Regions from separate parts of the Homo sapiens genome. Here region 1 is linked to region 2. A link is a contact called in ENCODE Hi-C or POLR2A ChIA-PET data. All regions are on one chromosome and are shown on one strand. Each heading gives the region's core, a stretch centred on a gene start or an enhancer-like site at or near the end of the contact. The rest is flanking DNA. Distances are from core to core; before and after follow the strand shown.

The links. Hi-C counts contacts between places; a loop is a spot of excess contacts on that map. ChIA-PET counts read pairs that join two places held with the same protein, here RNA polymerase II (POLR2A). Pooled maps may share reads with other maps.
Region 1: a loop to region 2 is called in a map of mammary epithelial cell, with 7 times the contacts of the local background. The contact joins two enhancer-like sites. A Hi-C loop is called at or near these places in 2 of 168 maps with a recorded cell type or tissue (MCF 10A and mammary epithelial cell) and 8 of 50 pooled maps. POLR2A ChIA-PET finds 5 or more read pairs at or near these places in 4 of 52 experiments (MCF 10A, OCI-LY7, RWPE1 and 1 more).

Annotation. Positions count from the first base shown.
Region 1 is chr6:150,296,010-150,302,773 of GRCh38, reverse strand. The region is part of intron 2 of LOC105378054 (a long non-coding RNA gene); the gene reads right to left. Among named protein-coding and RNA genes, the nearest start is that of IYD, 70 kb to the left of the region's middle. Within about 2 kb of position 4,938, at least 2 of the 41 ENCODE cell types and tissues checked have a DNase peak (open chromatin) inside an H3K27ac peak, as active enhancers do; they include mammary epithelial cell, where a contact is called at or near this core.
Region 2 is chr6:150,252,043-150,258,731 of GRCh38, reverse strand. No RefSeq gene overlaps it. Among named protein-coding and RNA genes, the nearest start is that of PPP1R14C, 110 kb to the right of the region's middle. Within about 2 kb of position 2,756, at least 3 of the 41 ENCODE cell types and tissues checked have a DNase peak (open chromatin) inside an H3K27ac peak, as active enhancers do; they include mammary epithelial cell, where a contact is called at or near this core.

The sequences.
Region 1 (6,764 bases), core at 3,689-6,188, 42 kb before region 2:
CATTGCCTAGGAGCAGACCCCAATGTTTCAACTGCCACAGCTCTAGGCAGGAAGAGCAGCTTGAATTGCTGGGCCAAAGGGGCAATCAATACTCATAGCTATCCCTGTAGAGAGCTGGGTAGAAGACTAAGTCAGGGCCACACCTTTAAAGGGAATCTCAGTTATTGTCTTGTAAGAGATATCAGCTTGAAGCTGAGAAATAATTTGTGGCCAGGATTTAGGGGCAAACACCAACATTTAAGCCATCATCAACACCCTGTACATACACCTAAAGGGCCCATCAGCCTGGAGCAGCATATTCTGACTTTGAGGGCCCTGATGCATGAACAATACAGAAAAGCAAGTACTGTTTGTGAATGACTCATATTTAAAGTGTAAATGACTCATAAACCAAGGTTCTCTGGAGCCACTGTTCTCCCAACTCAGCCTTCACAAAGCAAGTCACTAATTCGTATTATTCACTGTCAAGACTGATTTGACATGAACACATCTTAATGTGATTCTGAAAAGCTGACATTAATATGTTCATGATGTCTGTCAACTCGCCCTCATCCGGGGATAACCTGGGGTCCCTGTTTCAGCCCATGTCAAGGCTTCAAAGACATGGAAAAGTAAAAATATGCATTATCCAGGCAGCAACAGGGTCAGCCTGGGTGGTCTGAGGTTGCCCACAGGCCCCCTGTGTCTGCAAAGATGGAAGAATGGACATGAGCTCTCACCTCCTGGAGTCACAGCAAGTCGAGCTTCCAGAAATCCAGGACAGCTGCACCAAGCCACCCGATGTCCTGAGCCAAAGGCTTTTTGCACAGATCTATTATTCCTTCAGAAGGGGTTGTCACTGTTAGCAGGCTTCTACTGTGTCTTATGTCACAATGCAAAGAAGGGCTTGCGGTGTCTCAAGGCATATGTTCAGAGAATCCATTAGCTGCCTAAGCAATTCTTCTCCACCTCCTTGCCCTCAGGTCTGCTAATGAAAGGATGCTCCGACTTGTGTTGCAGGTTTAAGTGGGGACGTCCTGCACTTTTGCTGGGTATATTTTGATGAGACAGCTTATAAAGGACATAGAAAACCTTGTCTGAAGAGTATAATGGAAAGAGCTCTGGCCTAAGGGTCAGAAGACAGCCGTTCCAGGAGCTGATCTGCTCACTCTTAACTCAGTGACCTTGGGGACACCAGTTAACTTGCTAGAACCCTGGTTTCTTACTTATAAGATGGTGTTATTAAATGAAAATGAGTCTTAAATTCCTTACTAGCAAAAACTCTGCTTATATGTTATATCTGGTGCATGTTAATGCCACTGCAGAATACACAGGGGTATGTCTGGTACGTAAAATCTAGAATACACTGGGATTCATAAGAAATGAAAAGGAATCCTTTAACACAGCTCCTCTGCTCATGAAGAGTTTTAACTGAATGGTATTTCTGACAGTGACTTACATGTGTTTCAGCCAACACTGAGCTGTAAGTGGAAGAAGCAGGTCATTCTCAAGTTCTGATCGCTGGTCTGAAGGCCTTTCATCGTACTCGACATCCTCTCCATCAAATTGCAAAACGTCCCACCCGGGTGTGAGCTCATTCTTTTACATGAGACCTTTTTGTCCCCAGAAAGACGGTGGCTCAGTAACTTGATGCTCTTTGGGATTGTCTAACCTAAATTTGTCTCCTCTTCCCTCTCGGGGGCTGCGTAGATTTTCCCCTACTCACTCTGCAGGCCGGCTTCCCAGCCTACTTTCCTCTTCACTAAGCCCACCATGCTGAGACCTACTCTGACCCTTGACAAGAACTAATGTTTCTGCTTAGAAGGCTTTCTTTCAGTATCAAACCCCACTGGGGCCGCTGGTTCCCTGATTTCAGAAACATTGCCAGAAGCTCCTCTGGAGAACTGTCTAGGTTCTTTACTCCTTGTCCTATTATCTGATTTGAAATATTGTCTGAGCCGGGCACAGTGGCTCATGCCTATAATCCCAACACTTTCGGAGGCCGAGGCGGGTGGATCATTTGAGGTCAGGAGTTTGAGACCAGCCTGGCCAAAATGGTGAAAACCCGTCTCTACTAAGAAAAAAAAAAAAAATTAGCCAGGCGTGGTGGCGGGTGCCTGTAATCTCAGCTACTTGGGAGGCTGAAGCAGGAGAATCCCTCGAACCCAGGAGGCAGAGTTTGCAGTGAGCCGAGATCACACCTCTGCACTCCAGCCTGGGTGACAGAGCAAGACTCCTTCTAAAAATAATAATAATGATAAATGAAATATTGTCTGACATCCTTCCTTCTCCTCTGCCCCAATATTACCTGTTAGTTTCAGGAAAGAGCAGATAATTCAAATCCACATCCTAAGGGTCTGGTGTCCAATGTGGGCCAATGGTCCAGGGGTGCACACTAAGGGGTGATGAGAGGGAGCAGTCCTTGGAGCTTCTCAGTAGCAGTGGTCCTTATCAGGCCATGGGGCCAGCGTTGCAGTTCAAGGAGCTCCATAGAGTTCGATGCAGGGCCCAGCCAAGGGCAGGCTCTGCCTCCAAAAAGACCTTCCTAGGCACTGGGCAAAGTGGTCAAGACGCAGCACATTAGGCGTGGCTGTCCCAGGTTCCCATGGGAGGAGGTGAGAATACCAGGGGCCAGGGCAGCATGCGGGTTAGTTGGAGAGACACCGGGGTTAGGCTCCAGCACAGGGCTTGCTTCAGTGACAGGGAGCTACAACCAGCCCAGGCCCTTGAGAGCTGGGTGACAGAAAACAGCTGCTCCTCCACCTGCTGCTGAATGTCATTTCCCAGGCTCAGTGAATGGGTAGGGCTCGGCCCGTGGGTGGGTCACCTTTCACGCCAACTTTTTACTAAGCCTTTTATTATTTCTTATTCCCATGCTTTTTAAGCTCTTCGTTTATCTCTGTCTTCTCTTTTAAAAAATATTGTCACTCTTAGTTTATGTTTTACTGTTTTGTTTCTTAATTCTTTTTTTAAAAAAAAATTCTAAATCTCTTTATTTTTTATCTTTTAAGACACAAAGTCAAAGGGAAAATGGAAATTTCTAAACCTCATTTTTCTCTCTTGCTTTTTACTTTCTGGTTCTTTGCTTTTTATCTTTGTATTTACCTTCTACTTTTTTTTTTTTTTTTTTTTTGAGACAGCCTTGCTCTGTTGCCCAGGTTGGAGTACAGTGACGTGATCTCAGTTCATTGTAACCTCTGCCTCCCGGGCTCAAGCAAAACTCCCACCTCAGCTTCCCAAGTAGTTGGGACCATAGGTGTGCACCACCACACTTGGCTAATTTTTTTTTTTTTTTTAATATGGAGTCTCACTCTGTCACCCAGGCTGGAGTGCAGTGGCGCAATCTCGGCTCACTGCAAGCTCTGCCTCCTGGGTTCACGCCATTCTCCTGCCTCAGCCTCCAAAGTAGCTGGGACTATAGGCGCCCGCCACCACGCCTGGCTAATTTTTTTGTATTTTTAGTAGAGTCGGGGTTTCACCATGTTAGCCAGGATGGTCTCGATCTCCTGACCTTTCAGCCTCCCAAAGTGCTGGGATTACAGGCATGAGCCATGGCGCCCAGCCCTAATTTTTGTATTTTTTGTAGAGACAGGGTTTCACCATGTTGCCCAGGCTGGTCTCAAACTCCTGGGCTCAAACGATCTGCCTACCTCAACCTCCCAACGTGCTGGGAAGACAGGTGTGGGCCACCGTTCCTGGCCTTAGCTTTAAGTTTTAGTTCTGTCTTTTACATTTCTTGATGTTATTCTTTTTTTTTCATTTTTAGCTTCATCTTTTTTCATATCTGGCATTTACTGCCATGTAGCTTCTTTGTATAATCTTGACTGAATTGCTTGCCTTCTCTGAGTCTAGAGTTTCTCATCCTAATAAGGGGCTGTGTCTAATGGCCGACTCATTGTGCTGTTCAAACAGTTGAATGAGGACTTAACACAGTTTCTGCCATGCAGAATGTGCTCAGTAAATGCTTCAAGATTTTTTGTTTTGTTTTGTTTTGCTTTGCCATATTGAATAAAGCTTAGCAAATATCCTCATACACATATCCTGGAATGTTAAGTCATAGGGTATAATCTTTTTAAAAATATTTACTAGGTTGCTAATAAGTTCACAAATGCTATAATTATTCATACTTTTCTCCTTGTTGATTTATAAAATCTCTTTGTGTAAATGTAATATCTTTGTCCTCTGCATTATCATTTTCCCCCAAATGTCCTGCTTGATGACTTTATGTTGCATTTTGCCATAAAAATTTCGTATTTATTTTAAATTTTAGAAATAAGTCTACTTTTTTTCATTTTAGCTTCTGAATTTCCAGTCTTGGTTGGGAAGACATCCTTATCCCCCAGATGGCTCACATGTCTTATGGGTTTTGCATAATTTGGTTTATGTTTCACGTGGCAAATTCTCGCTGCTGAGGTGCTGGATCTCCACCATCATTTGGAGAAAAATTTTGACGCAGACATTGCAATTGACAAGAAAACTTGGTCTAAGGCAGCAGTCCCAGCCCTTCACAGTCCCTCTGAGGATCACAGGGATCTCTGCCCCACCTCTCTGTCTGCTGCCCCACTAAGCAAATCACAATGAAAAGAAAGAAAAGCACAGTCATATCAACATGTCAACACATGCCTTCTTGCAACAGTCAGGTTGATCGCTCAGAAACAGCTCTCTTCAAGATCTTCATGAGGAAAAAAAATTTTTTTTTCTTTCACACAATAACAAAGTGTGAATTGTGTTGAACTGTCATAGAAGGGGTCAAGAGAGATGAGAGTGACAGCAAGAATAAGCATGAGTGAGGACTTTTTTCCAGGCATGGTATGTGGCATCCTGGATATGATGGCCGAAGAGTACAGTTTAGTTGTCCCTGTTAACCACTAGACCCTGGGCTCTGCTCCAAGAAGCACAGAGCATGTCATGTGGCCTCTTTGTTGCTATTGGCATCAAAAGAGCTGGAAAGAAAGATGTTTCCCTACAAACTGCATTTTCCAGTGTTCCCTGGGAACTGCAAAAATAGAGAGAGAGAGACAGAGAGAATGTAAGAGAGAGAGAGAATATAGATACCCATGGATCCTTTTTGCGAGACAGCAGTATTGCAGTAGAGAGTTTAATTATCTCAAGGCTAGCCAAGCAGTATTTGAGAGTTTATTATTCACATCAGTCTCCCAAGAACTCAGAGGCTAGGCTTTTATGGACAGTCTCATGGGCAGGGGACTAGGGAATGGGTGCTGCTGATTGGTCGGAGATGAAATCATAAGGGTGTGGAAAAGGGCCCTTGTGCAATGAGTCCACCTCTGGGTGGGGCCACAGAACTGACTGAGTCATGAGTCATGGGTCTGGGTGGAGTCTGTTGATCACCAGAATGCAAAAGTCTGAAAAACATTTCAAAAGACCAATCTTAGGCTCCACAATAGTGACATTACTAGGGAGCTATTGGGGGAAGTCACTAGTCTTGTGATCTGTGGCCACATGACTCTTGAGCAGCTAGGAATTATAGCTACATTTTAGCAGAATTCGGCCCCTCCCATAATCCTAATTTCATGGCCTTTCATTAGTTTTACAAAGGCAGTGTCAGTCTCTGAGCCAGGAGGGGATCTATTTTAGGAAGGAACTATTATCATTCTTGCTTCAAAGCTAAATTATAAACTAAATTCATCCTGTGGTTAGCTTGGCCTATGCCCAGGAATGAGCAAGGACAGCTAGCCTGTGAGGCTAGAAGCAAGATGGAGTCAGCCACCTAGACTTTTCTTACTGTCATAATCTTTGCAAAGGTGGTTTCAAGACCAGCTGAATAACTAACAACCTTAAGTCTCATCTCGAATCACTTTAAATTGCCCAGCAGGGTGGAAGGATGAAAGTACAAATAACTTGGGGGTCTGGTGGGTGCCTGGGTGGTCTATATCATACACATATGCCCTTGCTGGCTCCCAAAGAATTTTTTCGCAGAGTCCCAGACTTGCTCACAAAGGCCCTGCCGATGGTGTCTATAAACAGATTTGCCCTCGCACCAAATGTGGGTAATAAAAAGTAATAAAAACCTGGAAAGTCAAACCGAATATTTAAGAGAACAATCAGTTGGCCAATCTTTCCCTTGAGTTTCCGCGCCAGGCTGCAGGAAGCATCTCTGTTTCAGGGTGAGCCCATCTCATAGGTTCCCCTTAGCAGCACACGATTCCTGCAGAGCCCTCAGATGCCAAGGTCTGCCTCATGTCTACCTGCATCTGGGGTCCTCCAACACTGGGAGCATCCTCCTGCTGCTGGTACACTTGCCAGCGTCTGCTCCTTCTGCAGGTCTCAGCTCCTATGTGGTGGCCTCTGTCAGTCCTTCCTGTCCCCACAGGCCCCCTCCACGCTCCCCTGCTCTGCACACTTGACCCACACAAGCCTCTGACAAAGTAACTGCTGTGCTCTCTGTCACTGTTGGCCCACACATCTGTCTCCTGCAGGTTCAGGACTATTCTTTAAGTTCCTTGAGGGAGGATTTTCTGGTCTGGGCCAGCTGTGTAGTGCTGGATGGTCTCTGTGGCCTCCCTTGGGCTTCTGGGGCCTCAGCGGGCATGGTGTGGATTGCTGGGATAATTAGGACCTCTTATCCTTCATGTGATCAACCCAGTCTTGTTCACGTGGTGGCAGCAGTTTTCAGCAGCAAGACAGGGCAGGACTCGATGTGCACGCACGTTTCAACCCTCTACTTGTGTTACATTTGCTGTTGTCCCATTGGCCAAACAAGTCACATGGCTAAGGCTAGACTCACTTAGAAGGGGACCAGCCAAGAGTGTGAACCAACTGTGGGC
Region 2 (6,689 bases), core at 1,507-4,006:
GTAACAGTCTAACTTGGAGTCTAAGTTCCATGTATAAGCACTAGCTATACACAGTTTAGCAGAATTGGCTTTGTAATCAGATCACTGGCCTTGAAATAGAAGCTTTATCATCTACTGAATGTATGACCTTACAGTACTTACTCTCTCCAAGCCTCAGTTTCCTTATCTATATAATGGGAAAGACAATCCCCTCCTGAGGCAAGTGTAACTATGAAGATTCTGTGGACAATAAACTCAAGTGCACGGTACGTGGCACGGTAAGCGCTCAATAAAAGGTAGCTGATGGCCCCATTACTTGCGGTTTGAGCTTGCAGATTCTTTTCTTTTCCTTTCTCTTTCTTTTCTTCTTCTTCTTTTTTTTTTTTTTTTTTTTTTTTTTGACAGGCTCTCACTCTCTCACGCAGGCTGGAGTGCAGTGGCGCGATCACAGCTCACTGCAGCCTCAACCGCCGGGCTGAGTGATCCTCCTAGCACAGCCTCCCAGGTAGCTGGGATTATAGACACACACCACCATGCTGCTTAATATTTCATATTTTTTTTGTAGAGAAGAGGTCTTGCCATGTTGCCCAGGCTGGTCTCAAATTCCTGAGCTCAAGCAATCTGCCCACCTCGGCCTCCCAAAGTGTGGGACTATAGGCGTAAACCACTGCCCCCGGCTGGGAAGAGATTCTTGATTAAACCTGTGTGTAGTCATGTGAGCTGGACAGGCTGAATGGGTGCTGCATGGGGTCATCCAAAATTAATAGTAAGAGGGAGACTCCAGCTCTTCCTGGGCCTGTTCTTGCCACAACTGCTTTGGACCATTCTGCAGAGAAAAACTAAACCCGGCCCTTTTGTCAATATATTACAGAGGGAAGCCAATTCCACCCCGGCCCCTCATTCTTCAACATATTTTTATGGGTGTATTTACCACTCCACACTGTCAAGGGCCACCCTAATCCTTCCTGCTGGGGCTAGATAGTATTTTTGTCCAATTTTTTCACATTCCCCAGAGCCACCCTTGTAGATCAAGAGATTGGGTTCCCAGAGGCTGCACCTCAAGCCCTGTGGCTACTAAAACCTCATCCTGTGGGGGCCTGCTGACTTCATCACTTCTAATAACCTGAGCTCATTTCCTCAATGAGGAAAATCACTGGCACTACAGCTTGGCCTTGGGACCACAATTTAAGAAGAGTCGGGGCCAGCACTTTGGGAGGCCAAGGCAGGCAGGATTGCCTGAGTCCAAGAGTGAGACCAGTCTGGGCAACATGGTGAAACCCTGTCTCTACAAAAAATAGAAAAATTAGCCAGCATAGTGGTGCACGCCTGTAGTCCCAGCTACTCAGGAGGCTGAGGTGGGAGGATTGCCTGAACCTGGGAGGCAGAGGTTGCAGTGAGCCATGATTGCACATTTGCACTCCAGCCTGGGTGACAGAATGAGACTCCATCTCAAGAAAATAAAATAAAATAAAATAAAAGTCGGGAGAAAGATGGGGCTGCCACAGCATTATTACAAAAACCTGGAATGCGGCATCGTGGGCAAGCTTCATCCATCTCCTTGAGGAGACTCCTCTCTGACAGCTACAGGTAATTTGAAAGCTTTTATGAAGCCTTGGCTGGAAAACCAATGAAGCTTCCAAACTCAGGCAATGCAACAGAAGCGTCTAAACAGTTAGTCATAAAACATTCTTTCCTAATCCACAGAAGACATTAACATTTATTTTTCCAATTACCAATGAATAATCCTCAAGGGCTTTTCCCTAAAACTGACAACACAAAAATAATTACTCTCTTAGTAATGAAGTGGGTATCCAAGGGAGATGGTTGGGTTGATGAATGATGATCATTTTAAAGCTCCTTCATTTCTGCATGGTTTTTGCCGGATTAATCGTCATTGAAGGAACACTGAGTTTATTTGTTGTTGGCAACAAAATGGGAAATTCAGCTCTTGAAGGGTTTCTGCCTTCAGGCTCTGGCCTCATTAGAAACATGGCTTTCTCTGTTTCATCATATGGTTGAGTCATTCTTCATCTCAGGTGGTGAAAGGGTGAGCGGTACTTAAGCAACAGCAGTTTCTGTTCCTAAGGTTAAATGTGCAACCTACTTTCTCTGTACAATATCCCTAAGAAGTATCGTTAGTGTTTCTTCCAAATAAAAAGCGTAAGTTAAGGAGCAGTATCTTGGATCAAATGACTCTCATGATAAGACACGAGGAAAAAGAGCAACTGCCTTCCTTCTAAAAGTTATATTTTAAAGATTTTACATTTCCAGCCCAAATAAAATGCAATAGCTTTGTTTCCTTGCACAGCTATGACACAATAAAGAATGCACAAAGTGTTTTGTTAAGGAACAGGGCATCATTCTTACTCTTCCCGCCTTCATTTCTTCCTGGAGATAAGACGACAAAATATGGACTTTCCTCCCATCCATTGCTCTGTATTGCATGGCAGTATTCACATGTCTGTCTTAATTTGTTTGTCTGATAGCCTAAACAAGATGATGGAAGCATAAGGGAGTGGGTTAGGGCATTGGCAATTGAAGTTGACGTGATGCTGAACGGGTTGGAGGCAAAGTTACACCAAGGGCTTGTAAGCATGAGAACCCACAGGCGAAGCAACCCAACATGGAGTGCAGGGAGGAAGAAGAGAGCTGGAACCCACCTCCTGAACAAGCCAGTGTGTGCCTGTGAGCGGGTGGGGATGGGCCCGTGCAAGGCTCGCTGCCAGGCAGGCTGTTACTTGCTGCTGGGGCGGTGTCCTGGGGAGAAGTGATCATCTATGGAAGGAATTCAGCAGAGTGGATGATGTGGGAATGAAGGAGACCAGGAAATCCGATCAAGGTGAAGGCTGAGCCTGAGGATGGGAGGCAGAGCTTGACCCTGGCTATTCCTGGGACACCCGAGCCCTGGCTCCCTGGGTGGCTGCAGTCTCCTGTGGGCCTGGGCTCCAAGGCTCTGGGTCCTGGCTCTTCACCTGTTCGAGGTATGGACACTTTGAGACCCCAATGTGGCATGGACCCTCCCACACATGCTCATGCCTGTCTGCTACTCTCTGGCTCTCTTCATTCCAGCATCCTGTCTTGGGATCACCATCTCTCTCTGTTGCTCTATGTGTGGCTCACCTCAATCTGTCTCTCCTTTCTAAGTTCCATCTCCTACACAGTTTCAGAGATTATGAGGACCTCACTAAGTCCACATGAACTATAATTTTAAGACATCCTAGATTAAAGATTTAAGTAGCGAGTTTCCCAGCTCTCAAATAAGCACAGATGTTTCAGATAGAAAATAAGATTAGGAGAAAAAAAAACTATGCATTTTTTTTAAATCAGTTTGAGAGGTTTTGGTTAATTCTCTCATTACCAATTACAGAAAGAGGTGATTCTCTATGGCTCTGGGGTATTCCGTGAGGATGAAACACTATAGATTACACATACTGATTCCCCATGTTGAGATTACAGCCAAAAAGAGCAAGGTGCTACCCTAAGTGCTGTAGAAGGATATTTAAGAAAAGACAAATAAGCTTATTTGTCCCTTATCCATGAGCTATCAGAAAGGAGGTCTGAGTTAGAAATGTTCCCTTTTAAAAATCTAATCAACACCAAAGGAGTAATTTTGTGCTACTAATAACAGAAAACCAAATAGTAAATCACTCACCCTCAAGCATCTTGTGACCCGGAGGGTGTGTTGGGTTACACTTTATGTGAATCATTTAGCGACCTGAATAGAATCAATCTGGTAGCCTCAGATATTCCCTGACTTCAATTTCTATTTTTGGTAACCACTGGGTGGGCCGTGATACTGCAAGTAAGTTCACAAAACTGCTTCTAGAGATTAACTGGGGAATTTCAAAATTGCCAGTGATGATGCACCACTCATATTATGTAGATACATATTTTAAACAGAAAGATTCGAGGCAAGAATCTTTGCTTGTCTTCTCTGCCTCACTCTACTGGGTAATTTTGCTGTAAACTCCCAGGACAGTCCATCTCTCCATCTCTCTTTCATGAGTCTTTTCACCCCAGGCAACATTCGCTTCACGTTACCAACAACGAGGAAAAGAAAAGGTGGCTTTTGTGAAATTAAATTCCTTCCACAGAACAACCACTTCCAGGCATGAAATCTCTTTAAAGGAAACTTCCGACCCTATGCATTTGAAAATGATTAATCAATCAGAGTCTAAATATAAGAAAATGTCTATTAATGACAAAAATGATTCAAGTCCTATTGAAAGAGACCAAGACAACTGACCATTGTCAAGACTTGTATAGGGTCTAAGGTTTTACATTACTGTAAGCTAACAAATTAGCCTGTCAGTTTCATAGATGCTGGTAGAAGATGCTACATTCCTGAGTCAGAGAGGAAGGACAGTTACAGCAATAGCAGTGGCTAGAGTAGTGGCACTTCTCGAGCCCCAGTTCTCCTAGGGTGTTGCAAAGAAGGACAGATGACGCCCGTGCATGCAGTGGGTCGCATCCCAGGAAAGGGGCTCGACACTTAGGGAACCCATATCTTTTATAATAGACAGCTTTGCTCTGCATGGAGACACTATCTCTAACTTCCAAGACTGTTTGCTATACATATAAACGTTCTTGAAAAAAGGGTCTGGAACAAAGGCAGTCTCACTCACAAGACATGCAGAAACATGAGAACCATGTAGAAATGTCTCCTAACAACTTGAACACTGAATTACAATTAAGTCTATACAGCGCCTATGTTTAGAATGCACTCTTCTTTACCCCCTGTGCTTGCTGGAACTAATTACCTCCTAGAATCCACTGGAACAAGGTGAGCCCAAAGAAGCCCACCCCGCTAGTTTCATTTACACCCCACCAAGGAGACTGAGCATGAAGAAAACACACACCAGACACTAATCTGCCCTTATTTATCCAATTGACTCAATAAAACAACAGAAAAGCAGGTTTCTCAAGGACTTCGTTTGTAGCTGTTCTAGTATCAGTCTTATTGAAATGTCTGCTAATGTGTTGTGATGGGAACACCCACAGAGACACGGGAGGCAGAGAACAATCCAGTCTTAAAAGAACAATCCATCCCCAGGCAAGATGTTCCAGTCAGCAAGAGAGAACTGGTTGGCCTTCATGGCCGCACAAGAAGGCTATTAGTGAAGCATTTCCAGCATTTGTTTCTGAGTGGGGTTGGGTGGGAACTCCATGAAGCCTGCACTGTTCTTTCTCACTCATAGAAGACTGAGAAGCCACTCCATTTTCACAGGCAAATTACAAACACACAGTGGGTTGTACCCCAAGCCCTCAAGGAAATGAGACTAGTTCTGAGGAATAATTCTCCAGGACTATTTGGGTTAAAATTAATTCAAGCAAAGAGAAACCAGTAGGGGAAAATAGTGGTATGCTTGTGTCCAATTTGAAAATGGCTTTCAGAAAGTTCCAACTACCCGATAGGAGTTTTGTTTTCTTAGACAACAGACAAGGGTCCCTGCCACCCACAGCACTTCTCTCTTAGGCTATGCAGCAGCACTGAAGCGTGCTGACTCCTTGACTCTGAGCACCCAAAGACAAGAGTCAAAGGAAGTAGATAGGGGCCATAGAGGGACAGATATGACTCATGACTACACAGGCTCACTCTCAAAGTGGCTAGATTCCAGGAAAGGTTCCCAGGAAGCAGAGGGAAGCCCCAGAACCTTTCACTCAGAGGCAAAAATAGGGTGGCTGAGTAGGGATGGGGATGTGTCCAGTAGCTGTGGACCTGCCACTCTCTTGCTAAACAGCAGTCATGTCAAAAACAGCTTAGGTTTCCAAAAGCTGATTTTGCACAGCACACAATCTTTTATGGAGACTTTAGGTGATTGTCTTAGGCTGTTTGTGTTACTATAAAGAAGTACTTGAGGGCAGGCAATTTATACAGAAAAGAGGTTTATTTGGCTCGTGCTTCTGCAGACTGTATAGGAAGCATGGCACCAGCATCTTCTTTTGGTGAGGACCTCAGAAGTTTCCAATCACGGCAGAAGGAGAGCCGGCTTGTTACATGGCAAGAGAGGACGTAAGACAGAGAGGGGAGGAGGTGCCAGGCTCTTTTTAACAACCAGATCTAGAGGGAACTAAGAGTAAGTACTCACTCAATCCCAGGAGAATGGCACCAAGCCATTCATGAGGGGTCTGCCCCCATGACCCAAACACCTCTCACCTCCAACACTGGAGATCAAATTTCAAAATGGGATTTGGAGAGGACAAATATCCAAACTATGTCAGTGATAAATAAGTAAAAACCTGTTTAATTCCTGTGTTTCAGGAATTGAAAATCACCTTGTCCTGAGCTGCTCTTTCTCAGGAAACTGATGGCTGGATACTCCTTGCTCAGCTGCTAAGCCCAAGTCCAGGAGCTTTATGTTATGGGGAAAAGGCAAGAGGACTCTGGATAAGGAGGGCCAGCATCACAGGGCCTGGCTGCACTGCAGATGGGGAGCAGGGAGTCCCTCAGTTCCCAGGAGTGAGGAAGAGCCCCACAGGTGGCTGGGATCTCCTCCATCCACAAGGCCTCCTCCCCTACCCTGCCAGCTCAGGGACCTGGCTCACTTTAAATGTGGCTTCTGGGGTTCACTCTTGTGAGTGGGACTAAGAGTAATTCCCTAAGAGTGGCAAGAAAGTCTAATGGTTATGGGACTTTGGAGCCAAATAGGTTTGGGTTTGAATCTCAGTGTTGTAGCTGTGTGGACTTAGGTAAGCTGCTAAGCCTGAGT